Regions from separate parts of the Homo sapiens genome. Here region 2 is linked to region 1. A link is a contact called in ENCODE POLR2A ChIA-PET data. All regions are on one chromosome and are shown on one strand. The core of a region is the stretch at or near the end of the contact, and the rest is flanking DNA. Distances in the headings are between cores, read along the strand shown.

What was found. ChIA-PET counts read pairs that join two places held with the same protein, here RNA polymerase II (POLR2A).
Region 2: POLR2A ChIA-PET joins it to region 1 with 19 read pairs in OCI-LY7. The contact joins two enhancer-like sites. POLR2A ChIA-PET finds 5 or more read pairs at or near these places in 2 of 52 experiments (H1 and OCI-LY7).

Annotation. Positions count from the first base shown.
Region 1 is chr2:224,845,151-224,851,286 of GRCh38, reverse strand. It overlaps DOCK10 (dedicator of cytokinesis 10), which reads left to right. Exons shown (of 56, transcript NM_014689.3): 19 at 1,688-1,780; 20 at 5,645-5,768; 21 at 5,963-6,084. Among named protein-coding and RNA genes, the nearest start is that of CCDC195, 130 kb to the right of the region's middle. Within about 2 kb of position 2,590, at least 3 of the 41 ENCODE cell types and tissues checked have a DNase peak (open chromatin) inside an H3K27ac peak, as active enhancers do.
Region 2 is chr2:225,022,545-225,028,680 of GRCh38, reverse strand. The region is part of intron 1 of DOCK10 (dedicator of cytokinesis 10); the gene reads left to right. Among named protein-coding and RNA genes, the nearest start is that of MIR4439, 15 kb to the right of the region's middle. Within about 2 kb of position 2,305, at least 5 of the 41 ENCODE cell types and tissues checked have a DNase peak (open chromatin) inside an H3K27ac peak, as active enhancers do.

The sequences.
Region 1 (6,136 bases), core at 1,341-3,840:
ATTCTAGAAAAGAATAACAATCACATGTGCGTCCCTTGCTTCACTGCATTCTAAAATACCACACAGAGATACAGCAAAGCTAACTGTCAGACTCCAGAAGAGGGGTCCTGAGCTTTGGACAAAGGGGGCTTATAAGTTATAAGGAAGTGCCATATCACAGCCCTGGCCTGATTTGGGGCTGGACAGAATAGTAGCATGCTGTGGTGGAGATGGTAACCAGCCCTATCCTGGAAGCTGGCGTATCAGGAGCTGGGGTCCATCCAAGCCTTGTGGTTGCACAAGACCTTAACTCTAGACCAGAGCTGGTTCCATGGGGCCTGTATCACTCCATTCTCACACTGCTATAAAGATACTACCCGAGACTGGGTAATTTATAAAGAAAAGAGATTTAATAGACTCACAGTTTCTGCATGGCTGAGGAGGCCTCAGCAAACTTACAGTCATGGTGGAAGGGAAAGAGGCATGTCTTACATGGTGGCAGGTGAGAGAGAGAGAGCATGTGTGAGTGCAGGAAAAACTGCCATTTATAAAACTATCAGATTGCTTGAGAATTCATTCACTGTCATGAGAACAGCATGGGGGAAGCGGCCCCAGGATCCAGTCACTTCCTCTCCTTGGCATGTCGGGATTATAATTCAAGATGAGATTCGGGTGGGGAGAAAAGCCTGACCATATCAAGGCCTGTTCAGGAAGCCATTCTAAAGGAATCAGTCTTAAACAAGTTAGCCCTTATTCCATGTAAATCAAGAGTCAGATTGGTCCAGGTGATACCCATAGGCTAGGGGAGGTCCGCAAACACTGACCGTTGTCCCAGGTCATTGTCTGAGTCATTGTTATTTTCCTGGGGTTGGTAACTGAAGAGTTATGGCCTTTTATTTTCACTCAGGGATAATTTCAGACCCTCATAATTGTTCAATTCATAACTTCTTCAACAGTGTATTTGGGATCCCAGCCCCAGCCGGTGAATAGGCTCTTGACACTGTCATGAGAAGGATTTCAAGGATGACTCAGAAAATAGTGAAAGTACAGAGATTTACTGCAAAGCAAAAAGAACACACTCAGGAAAGAAGAGTGTGGGTGTACTCAAGAGAGATAGTCATCTGCAAAAAGGTTTAGGGCTTCTACCTTTATGGGTTTCTTTATATTCATGAAGATTTCTAAAGAAACTTTAGAACTGCCCAGGTACTGGGGGGAGTGTGATTTAGTATGTCAATGAGCATATAATGAGGTCCTAGGAGAAACCTAGGTCAAATCCAGCACCATGCTGGGTACAGTTGGTCTTAACCAGCTTGGCCCGCATCTCATTTTTTAGGGTCTTATTGGCCACTGACTTTTGCAGCTATTTCAACAGTATCCTTTTTGCTAGGCATGTGAAACCTCTGCCTGGAATTTTCTGTTCTCCTGTGGCCACCCTGTATTATTCCTGTCCCACAGGTATTTGGCCCTGGCGTATTAACTATATGATGAATGAAAGCCATCAAATTATCTTCAGCAGCTTTCATTGTATAATAAATGCAGGGTAGTAGGCCAAAGAAGTTCAAGGTTAATTAGATGCCAGCTTAGCCTGGCAAGTTATCACAAAGTTTGCCATTGTCCCAGGGTTGGTACTGAAGAGTTATGGACTTTTTTTTCACCCAGGGATAATTTCAGACACTCATAATTGTTCAACTCATAACTTTTCAAACAGTGTATTTATGGAAAACCTGGAGGGCCCCTCTTCACCTCAGCCGCCTACACAGCAGTTCTGCACCACTCTCAGAATCCGGATTTCTCAGATGAGGTAAGAGCTAGCCCTCCACTGCCCCCAGCGGTTCCTAAGAAAGGTGGGTAAATGTTCAGATAACCGTGCAGTGAAAAACACTCTCTCTAGACCTCATCAGACTAAGGACATGCCTTGGCAGGTATGTACTTACCAATATTTCTAAACTATATTAATTGGCAGTTGTTCCAGGAGTACGTTGCAAATTCATGTATTTCAGGACAGGAGTGACCTTTTAAAAAAAATGGAATGCTGGCCGGGTATAGTGGCTCACGCCTGTAATCCCAGCACTTTGGGAGGCCAAGGCAGGCGGATCACAAGGTCAGGAGATCAAGACCATCCTGGCCAACATGGTGAAACCCCGTCTCTACTAAAAATACAAAAATTAGCTGGGCGTGGTGGCACGTGCCTGTAATCCCAGCTACTCGGGAGGCTGAGGCAGGAGACTCGCTTGAACCAGGGAGTCGGAGATTGTGGTAAGCTGAGATCATGCCACTCACTGCACTCCATCCTGGCAACAGAGCAAGACTCCATCTCAACTAAAAAAATTAAAATTTAAATTTAAAAAAAAGATGCTTTTAGTGCTGGGATATATCTTGTCTTCTTTTCTTTTTCAGTGAATAATTTTTTTTCTTTTATTTCACTGACTAGTGAAGAGATTGTGTTAAATAGCTTTACCAATGAATGGCAGCATTTCATGTCATAAGGAAGAGAACAGAGAACTAGAGCCTGAGCCAATTCCATGGCTTATAACATGCCTGAACTTAAGGGAGCTTGGATCCCGTCATCTCTAAACATGACAGGGAACAAGCCTTGCCCTGGCAGACTTCCAAGACTCCTGCTGTGTGCCAAGCCTCAAGCTAAATTCCATGCACACATCATCTCCCTTAATCCCCACAGTAATTCCAAGAAGTTGGCACTATTATTACCTCCCTATTTGATGGATGAGAAAACTGTGGCTCAGAGAAGTCAAGTAACTTTACCAAGGGCACATAATAAGTGAGAGAAATCAAACCAGACCATGTGACTCCACAGCCTGAAGCTTCACCATTCTGCTCTAACACATAGAAAGTCATTGGGCTCATGGTCAATTACTATATACATGTTAGCTTACGTTACAAACAACTTTAGACAAAGAAGTTTCAGTGAAAAAATTTAATTTCTAACCATAAAGTGAAGGTCTGACTAGTGCAGCCTGCTGATGGGATGCCTGAGATTCACAATATCACAGCTTTTGTAGACGTTTTCTATGGCTGCTTTCACACATTATCACCATTTAGCAGCTTAAAACAGTATGCAATTGTTATCTTGCTGTTTTGGTGGTACGAAGTCTGAAATGACTCACAGGGCTAAAATCGAGCTTGCAGCAGGGTGACGAACCTTCAGGAGGTTCTAGGGAAGGTTCCAGTTCATCTCCTTTTCCAGCTTCCAGAGGCTGCCCACATTTCTTGGCTTTTGAGCCTTCCCAACAATCCCATCACTCTGACCTCGGCTTCTGTATCATTTCTCTTATGACTCTGCCTTCCTCTTATAAGGACTTTTGTGATGACACTGTGCTCATTTGGAAAATCCAGGATAATCTCCCCATTTCATGGTCCTTAACTTAATCACATCTGCTAAGTCCTACTTACCAGGTAAGGTGGCATATTGGCAGGATTAGAACATTCAGGACATCTAGTGGGTGCTGTCTTTCTGTCTCCCACACTGTGCACATTAATCATTTAAAAACCAATTAAAGGAACATCAGTGAAACTACCTGCCTGACATTCTTTCACTCTTCCATATGCGTTTAGTGCTCTTTAATTTTTCCCCCACAAATTCAGGACAGAAAGTGAAAAACAGTTAAGCAAAAACCATGACCACATTACACAATATTTACTGCTATTGGTTGGCCAAAGGGTCAACTGGTTGACAAAGCCCATCTGGAAGATGCATTTTCTGTAGATATATGATTTTTAAAAAAATTAATATTCTTACTGTTGTTAACTGTTTTAATCTTTCTCATTCTCATGTGTTTCCTGGAAGCCTCATGAAAGCCATGAGCTTTTTCACATGAGAATATGGACAGTTCTGGGAACTACTCAGTTGCTGAGATTGAGCTGCCTGCAGCTTACCGGAGTTCCAATGCAAAGTGATCATCCCAAGATGTGGGTTCTTGTCCTGAAAGATCCTCTTTTACTGACCACACCACCTGCACAGTAACTCAGAGCCCCCTAACATGTGCAGCCCTGCTTCCTAACACTGTGCCATGCTACTTCACAAGGCTACTGGGGAAAATGAAATGATGGTGTACGTGGCAGGGCTTTGAAAACTCAAAAGCACAATAAAATGTAAACAGTTAGTTGAAAACAATTCTTTCCAGAAATAGGGAGTATGCCCTTCATTCAGTATATTGTTTACCTAGATCCATTTTTATTTTATTTGCATTCAGAAGCATTATTTGTATAGCTACGGCATGGTCAGTTCCCAAAATGTCTCATTAGTTCTCACAGTAACACAGATATGTTTGTTAGTTTTAAAAAAAGAGATCAATTCCATGCCGAAGCTGCATCATTTACTATACCATATTACTCAACAATGTGCATATGAATTGTCTGGGGATCCTGTGAAAGGGCAGATTGCAATTGAGTGTGTCTAGGTTAATGTCTGAGACTCCAGCCTAGGCAACAAAGTAAGACATCTGTCTCTACAACAAGAACAACAACAAAAATCAAAAAGTTAGCCAGAGGTCATGGCCAGCCACAGTGGCTCATGCCTGTAATCCCAGCACTTCGGGAGGCCGAGACGGGTGGATCACAAGGTCAAGAGATTGAGACCATCCTGGCCAACATGGTGAAACCCTATCTCTACAAAAAATACAAAAATTATCTAGGTGTGGTGGCGTGCTCCTGTAGTCCCAGCTACTCGGGAGGCTGAGGCAGGAGAATCACTTGAACCCAGGAAGCGGAGGTTGCAGTGAGCTATCGTGCCACTGCACTGTAGCCTGGTGACAGAGCAAGACTCCATCTCAAAAAAAAAAAAAAAAAAGCCAGAGGTCAAGGCTGCAGTGAGCTGTGTTCGTACCACTGCACTCTAGTCTGGGCAACAAATGCAAGACCCTGTCTCCAAAATGAAAAAAAAACTTCTGCATTTCTAATGAACTGCCAAGTGATGCTTATGCAACTGGTCCCCAGCCGCACTTTGGGAGGCACGGACTTACTGTTTATTCAATTCGTGTCCCTTAATGACAGTTCCTTGATGTGTGTCTTATCTATATTCTGCAGTTACATTTGTGTGTGTGTTTATGCATATGTATGTGCATGTATTTAGTCCATACCCTAGTAGCATGAATTATCTAATGAGAAACACTAAGTATTCTAAATTATCATCATCCATCACAATAAAAAAGTAAAAATATCAACATGTGAATACATCACTGCTAGCAGAAACAATATTTATTGAGCATTAAATGAGTGCATCCAGCACTATTAAACATGGACCTAGATTTCAGTTAAAGAATTTTTAGGCCTGGTTTGGTGGCTCATGCCTGTAATCCCAGCACTTTGGGAGGCCAAGGCGGGCGGATCACTTGAGGTCAGGAGTTTGAGACCAGCCTGGCCAACATGGTGAAACCCCGTCTCTACTAAAAATACAAAAATTAGCTTGGCATGATAGTGTGTGCCTGTAATCCCAGCTACTGGGGAGACTAAGGCAGGAGAATTGCTTGAACCCAGGAGGCAGAGGTTGCAGTGAGCCTAGATCGTGCCATTGCACTCCAGCGTAGGTGACAGAGTAAGACGCAGTCTCAAAAAAAAAAAAGATTGTTTAAAAAGCTATGCTTTGTCTTGCTCTGATATTGAGCAAATGATTTTAATCTCAGTCCAACTATGGTTTCTTTCGTTGCAGGTGAAAATTGAGCTACCAACACAACTCCATGAGAAACACCATATTTTGTTTTCTTTTTATCACGTCACCTGTGACATCAATGCAAAAGCTAATGCCAAAAAGAAGGAGGCTCTGGAAACGTCAGGTACTGCCAGGAAGAAATCTGAGGCAGAGTCACATGTCTTCTGTTTGAATTGGTTTGGAGAGTGTTTTCAAAGCCCTGATTTATTGAATTATTTTTCATGAAATTTAGTGTTCGTAAATAATAAATAGCATTATTGTGACTTCTTACCATGGAGGTTTGTACTCAGAATTTTTGTTGGTTATTCTTTTGCACAGTTGGATATGCTTGGCTTCCTCTGATGAAACACGATCAGATAGCTTCTCAAGAGTACAACATCCCAATAGCAACAAGTCTGCCTCCTAATTATTTAAGCTTTCAAGATTCTGCAAGTGGAAAGGTATTGAATAATGTGTAATTTAAGATTTTAAAAAAGCACACCAGCTTAATGG
Region 2 (6,136 bases), core at 1,056-3,555, 180 kb before region 1:
TGTGCTGTCTCAGTGCCCTCAATGATCAGAATTTGACTGGGTCTGGGCTGCTGTGACTTTGCAGAGATACAAAGGATCTTAATAGATTTCTGTTGCTGCAATAACAGACTATATAAACTTAGCGCTTAAACAGCATCTGTGTATTATCCTACCGTAGTGTAGGTGAGAAGTCTGGTGAGGGTCTCACCAGGCTAAAATCAAGGTATCAGCAAGGCTGTGACCCTTTGTGGAGCTCTAGAGGAAAATTTGTCTCATGCTTACTTGGGCTGTTGGCAGAATTCAGTTCCTTGAGACTGTAGGGCCGAGGTCCCCATTTTCTTGCTGGATACAAACTGAGGTCTATTGCCAGCTTCTAGAGGCCCCCACATTGCTTAAACCTGGCCTCCTTCCTTCATCTTCAAAGCCAGTGGTGATGGCTCAAGTTCTTCACATGTTGCGCCCCTCGGACCCACGCTTCTGCTTTCCTCTCCCACTGAAGGACTGGTGATTGGATTGGGCCACCTAGATAATCCAGGACAATCTCCCATCTGCAGGTCTTCCATCTTAATCATATTTGCAAAGTCCCCTTTTCCATGGAAATGAGTATATTTATAGGTTCTGTGGATTAGGGTGTGGACATCTTTGTGGGGCCTATTATAAAAATGCTCAGAAAGTGCATTAAAAGATTAAAAGGACTAACTCTTCCCGAGGCACTGCTTTCTGATCCTAAAACAAAGCGGAAGGAACTATCTTTTATAGAATACCAGAGACAGTTCTTAAATCTAACCCTCTGCTTATGTGGCTTTGATTAAGTTAATAGACCTTAGCTTTTATCCTTGTAAAATTAGTAGACACAAAATTCTTATGAGGATTGTGTTAGTCTGTTCTCCCACTGCTATAAAGAAATACCTGAGACTGGGTACTTTGTAAAGAAAAGAGGTTTAATTGGCTCACATACAGTTCCACAGGCTATACAGGAAGCATGGTGGCATCTGCTTCTGGGGAGACCTTGGGGAGCTTTTAATCATGGAGGAAGGCAAAGGGGAAGTGGGGCGTCTTACATGGCAGGAGCAGGAGAAGGAGAGAGAGGGAGGGGGCACTACACACTTTTAAACAACCATATCCCTGTGAGACTCACTATCATGACCACAGTACCAGGGCGGATGGTGTTAAACCATGAGAAACCGATCCCATGATGCAATCACTTCCCACGAGGCCCCACCTCCAACACTGGGGGTTACAATTTGATATGAGAATTGGGTGGGGACATAGATCCAAACCATCTCAAGGATCAAGTGATAACATGCTTCAGAGTTTTGAAGCTACATCCGTGTTCATTATTACAGTGGTCATCGGGCCAAGGAGAGTGCTGTCCAGTTGCCTCTGTGCTCCTGTGCCTGGGCGTGAACATCTCAGAATGATCTCACTGTGATTCAGTAGACCCTAGACTGTCACGAAAGGTGACTAGTGGGGCCTGGTCTGGGTGTGCAGGCGAGGTCTGTGTAGGGCTTTGTCTCTGACCAGGCCTCATCATTTTGTTTAGGTGAGAATACATTTCATCCATGACGGATCTCAGACCTACAAGGCTCTGTACTTCTTTCTCCATATATTCCCTAGTACTGTGTACTGAGGAGCCTGTGGGAAGAACCACGTGCTCTATGTACGGGGCCTGACAAGCTGACTATAAGTTGTGTATGGGGACTCAATCATCACTACTCTGAAAGATAGTCTGAACCATTTAACACAGGCATTTGATTCAAAAAGACATCTTTGATTCATCAATAAACAGAGATTCACTATATATCTGGTCACAGAAGAGTGGATCAAGTATTATTCAATATATTTTCAATCCATGGAACAATTTGAGGAAAAATGGGCTTTTAATGTTAGGATGTACAAGGGATCTAATCTTAGACCCCCTTCTCTCTGCCTTCCCCACAAAACCCCCCCTAGGTGATTTCACCCTTTCACACATCTCTGAGCTCTGCCCATTGATATCTCTGTCCTGAAGTTCCTCAATTACTTCAAACTCAACAGGATCCAGATCTAACACAGTTTCTTGCTTCATAAATCTGCTTTTCTTATTTCCTGAGTTGTATACCTCAGTGGATCCAGGAAATCTCAAACTAAAACCATGCTCAATTATTTCCACCCCTGGCCACTCCACATCAGTTCATGCTCCAAGTACTGGCAAGGCTACCTCCTAAATATTTCAGACAGCTCCCTGACCTTAGTGATTTATGTAAGTCACTCAGTATTTCTTCCCCAGACAGTGTTTTGCAATGTCCTTGTGGTTTCCTTCCAGCCTTCTCACTAGTTGTCTTCCTGTCTCTCCCCAGGCAACTATCCACCCTCCATTCTGCCTGCATCTTGTGAACACACAGCTTTGATCATGATATAGCCCTGCCAGAATGCTGCTAATGTTCTTGATTATTGCCCTCAGAGGATTACATCTCACTTGGTTTCAGCCTACCTTTCTGGCATCTAGCTTCACTTTCTAGTATTCTCTTTCCTCCAACCTTTGCCACACTTCAGCCACTCAAGCTTCTGGGCATTACCCAAGGATGCCACTCAGGCCCGTGCCACCAGCTACCCAGAGGACACTTCCTTTTTTCTCTTCTTGTTCGGCTCCTGCTTGCCTTTCAAGACCCAACTAATTTGCCCCTCTTCTGTTACCCTCTTCTGAGTCCACAGGCAGACTTAGTCTCTTCCTCTTCTGTATTTCCATAACACTTCTTGAATACCTTAATTAATTTTTATTGTAATTATTTAGTTATTATCTCATTGCTTCCAGACAGAGAGTTTTATAATAGCTTCATAAATGATTCTTGGTTAGATGGATGGATAGATGTATATGCATATGTATGGTTTTTAAAAAATGTTCTAACCATAACTTGTCAATTTTGAAAGGGTAATGCATTGCAAATATTGTAGTAAAAGGGGAGCAGTATGGCATTATCCTCCTTTTTTTTTAACTGAAGGGCTTTGAATATTACCTAGCCTTGGAAACAAGAGCCCAGGCATTTCGGTCCAATGCTTCTGAGAAAATGTAACAGGTTCAGGGACTTTTTAAAACTAACCATTTTAATTATTGCCTTTCATGAAATGTGATTGTGAGGAAAATTGCATTCTAGGCCCATGATTTCTTTATTTTTTAAAATGCACAACCTATCATTTCTCATTGGAATTTTTAGCTGTTGAACATTTCTACCATTTCTAAATATTTTTTTCTAGTTGTGGTGAGTCATATTAGATTGTGCATTAGATTTTTTCTGAATTATCCAGTTTGCTGAGGGAAATATGGAGACATATTAAAATGTCCCATTGCTAGCATGGAACACCTTGGATCTAGGAGTTTCGAACTCCAGTGTCCTCTTACTGCCTGGGTCAAAGGCCCAGGGACCACCTTCAAGTACCCCTTATGCAACATCTTCCTTTAAGCCACAGCCCTTTAATTTGGTCTTTCTCCTGCCTACAGGACTCCTTCACGATTCTTACTCAGAATTCTTCTCACTCGATATCTCCTCAAGAATCCTTCCCTGATCTCCACCAAAGCCCAGAGAGCTTGCATTGCACTGGGCACCTGCTTAATGTGGCAAATACTTGTTTTCTACTTTTTCTATAAATGAGTTCCTAGAACGTTTATTTACTCCTTAAAGAATACAAATAAAATTAATTTTATGAAATACACATGACCAATACCTTTGCAGACCTCCGTCAGCTTCTCCCTTTCCCAAGTTCATCCCTTCCCTGTGGTAACCATGAATCAAAATGTTTTTTTGATTTTTTTTTCTTTTTCTTTTTTTTCTTTTTGAAACAGAGTTTCATTGGTTGCTCACAGTGGAGCACAGTAGCGTGATCTCAGCTCATGCAACCTCCACCTCCCTGGTTAAAGCAATTCTTGTGCCTCAGCCTCCTGAGTAGCTGGGATTACAGGCATGTGCCACTATGCCCGGCTAAATTTTTTTTTTTTTGTATTTTTAGTAGAAATGGGGTTTTGCCATGTTGGCCAGGCTGGTCTCAAACTCCTGGCATCCGCCCACCTCGGCCTCCCAAAGTGCTGGGATTATAGGCATGAGCCACCATGCCTGGCCATGAATCAAAATGTGCTCAATGTTTGCCTGATTTTCTTTTCTTATTTTGAAAAGCATTCATATTTGTAAAACAATTGTAAAATACAGTACAAAGAATATCATATACCCTTCCTTCAGATCCCCCAAATGTTAACATTTTGCCATACTTAAAATTTAAAAATTATTCATTCTCTCTCTACACATACAAAGAATACTATTTCTTTTTAAACATCTGTGAATAAATTTTAGACATGATGCCCCTTTACTTCAAAATATATTTCCTAAAAGAAATTCTCTTACACAACTATAATATAATGACCAAGATCAAGAAATCAGTATTGATAAGATTATGTAATCCATAAATGTTACTAAGATTTTGACAATTAACCCACTATTGTTTTTTTCTGGTCCAGAATCCAAGGATTCCATTTCATTTAGATGTGCTATCTCTTAAGTTTTCTTTAATCAAGAATAGATTATCTGTCTTTCTTGACCTCGAAATGTTGAAAAATACAGGTCAGTTGCTTTGTAGAGTGGACCTCAGTTTACATCCTCATGGTTGGATTTAAGCTGTCGTATTTTTGGTGGGAATGTCACAGAAGAAATAGGGTGTCCTTAGTACATCGGATCAGGAGGGACATGTCAGTTTGTCCCGTTATTGGTCACTTAGTTAAGAAAGTGTCTGCAGATTGCTCCTCTGTAAAGTTACTAGGTTCCCTTCTGTAACTAGTGATTAACTTGTGGGAGATCTTCTGAGATTCCCCCGCTGCTTTTTATACCTTTGCTATTAATGTTAGCATCTAGTGATGATACTTTCTTGAAACAGTTATTACTGTGGATGGGCATTTAGGTTGTTTTCATATCATTTAGTTTTTGGTTTTTGCTGTTATCAATGATGCTTCTGAGAACAGCCTTTTCCCCATCTCTTGGTGTGCAGGTGCATGGACTTTTCTAGGGGAGCCCTGCTTCAACTTTAGAAATACTGCCAGCTTGTTGTGCAGAGACTATACCACTTTCCACTCTCATAAGCAGTATGAAAGATTTTCCTTTCTACCACATCCTTGACAGTAAACTTGTCAGACTTTTTGATTTTTGCCAGTTTGGTGGTATTATTGGTATTAAATCACTTTTCAAATTTGCATTTCCCTATAAGCAAAGAAAGTAGAGCATCGTTTTATATGTTTATTGGCCACTTTTTTTCCCCATCTGACAATTTTGTGTATACTTGGGAGATTTGCATTCATATTGCAAATGTGTCAAAAATGAATGAGAGAGTTATTAGAAGTTGTTTTGGGCTGGGCGCAGTGGCTCACACCTGTAATCCCAGCAATTTGGGAGGCCAAGATGGGCAGATCACCTGAAGTCAGGAGTTCAAGACCAGCCTGGCCAACATGGAGAAACCCCGTCTCCACTAAAAACACAAAAATCAGCCAGGCGTGGTGGTGGGCGCCTGTAATTCCAGCTACTCGGGAGGCTGAGGCAGGAGAATCGCTTGAACCTGGGAGGCAGAGGTTGCGGTGAGCCAAGATAGTGCCATTGCACTCCAGCCTGGACAACAAGAGCGAAACTCCGTCTCAAAAAAAAAAAAGTTGTCTTGTAGGAGGAAATTTGTTTAATTTATTTAAGTTGCATTTTAAAGTTTCATGAGCATCTCCTCCAAACTATGTTGGTAATTAGGAACAGTATCTTTCCATCATCAAATTTATGGGCTTCATTACTTACTACATAAATGTCCCATACAAAGTTCTCATAATGAGATTCACAACAATAAACACAAACAGATGTCTGCATTTAAGAAAATTCCATGTATACCAACTTTTACCCAAATCTAGGGACAAAAGAGCTATTTAGGCCACACAGTTTCCTGGCCCCAGGCATTTGTTGTGCATATGTTGTTTTGTTTAAATCAAACTGAGTTATACAGTGCATTCTATTTGACTTGTATTGAACACCCTGCCTGAAAGACAGATAGTAATTTCACAGTATCAGAATTTTTCCAGGGACAAATTCTGGTGGTAGTAGATAGTGTTTATGTTAGAAGGTTTTTGTTCTTGTTGACTTTAAGTTTAGATTAACAGTTAAGT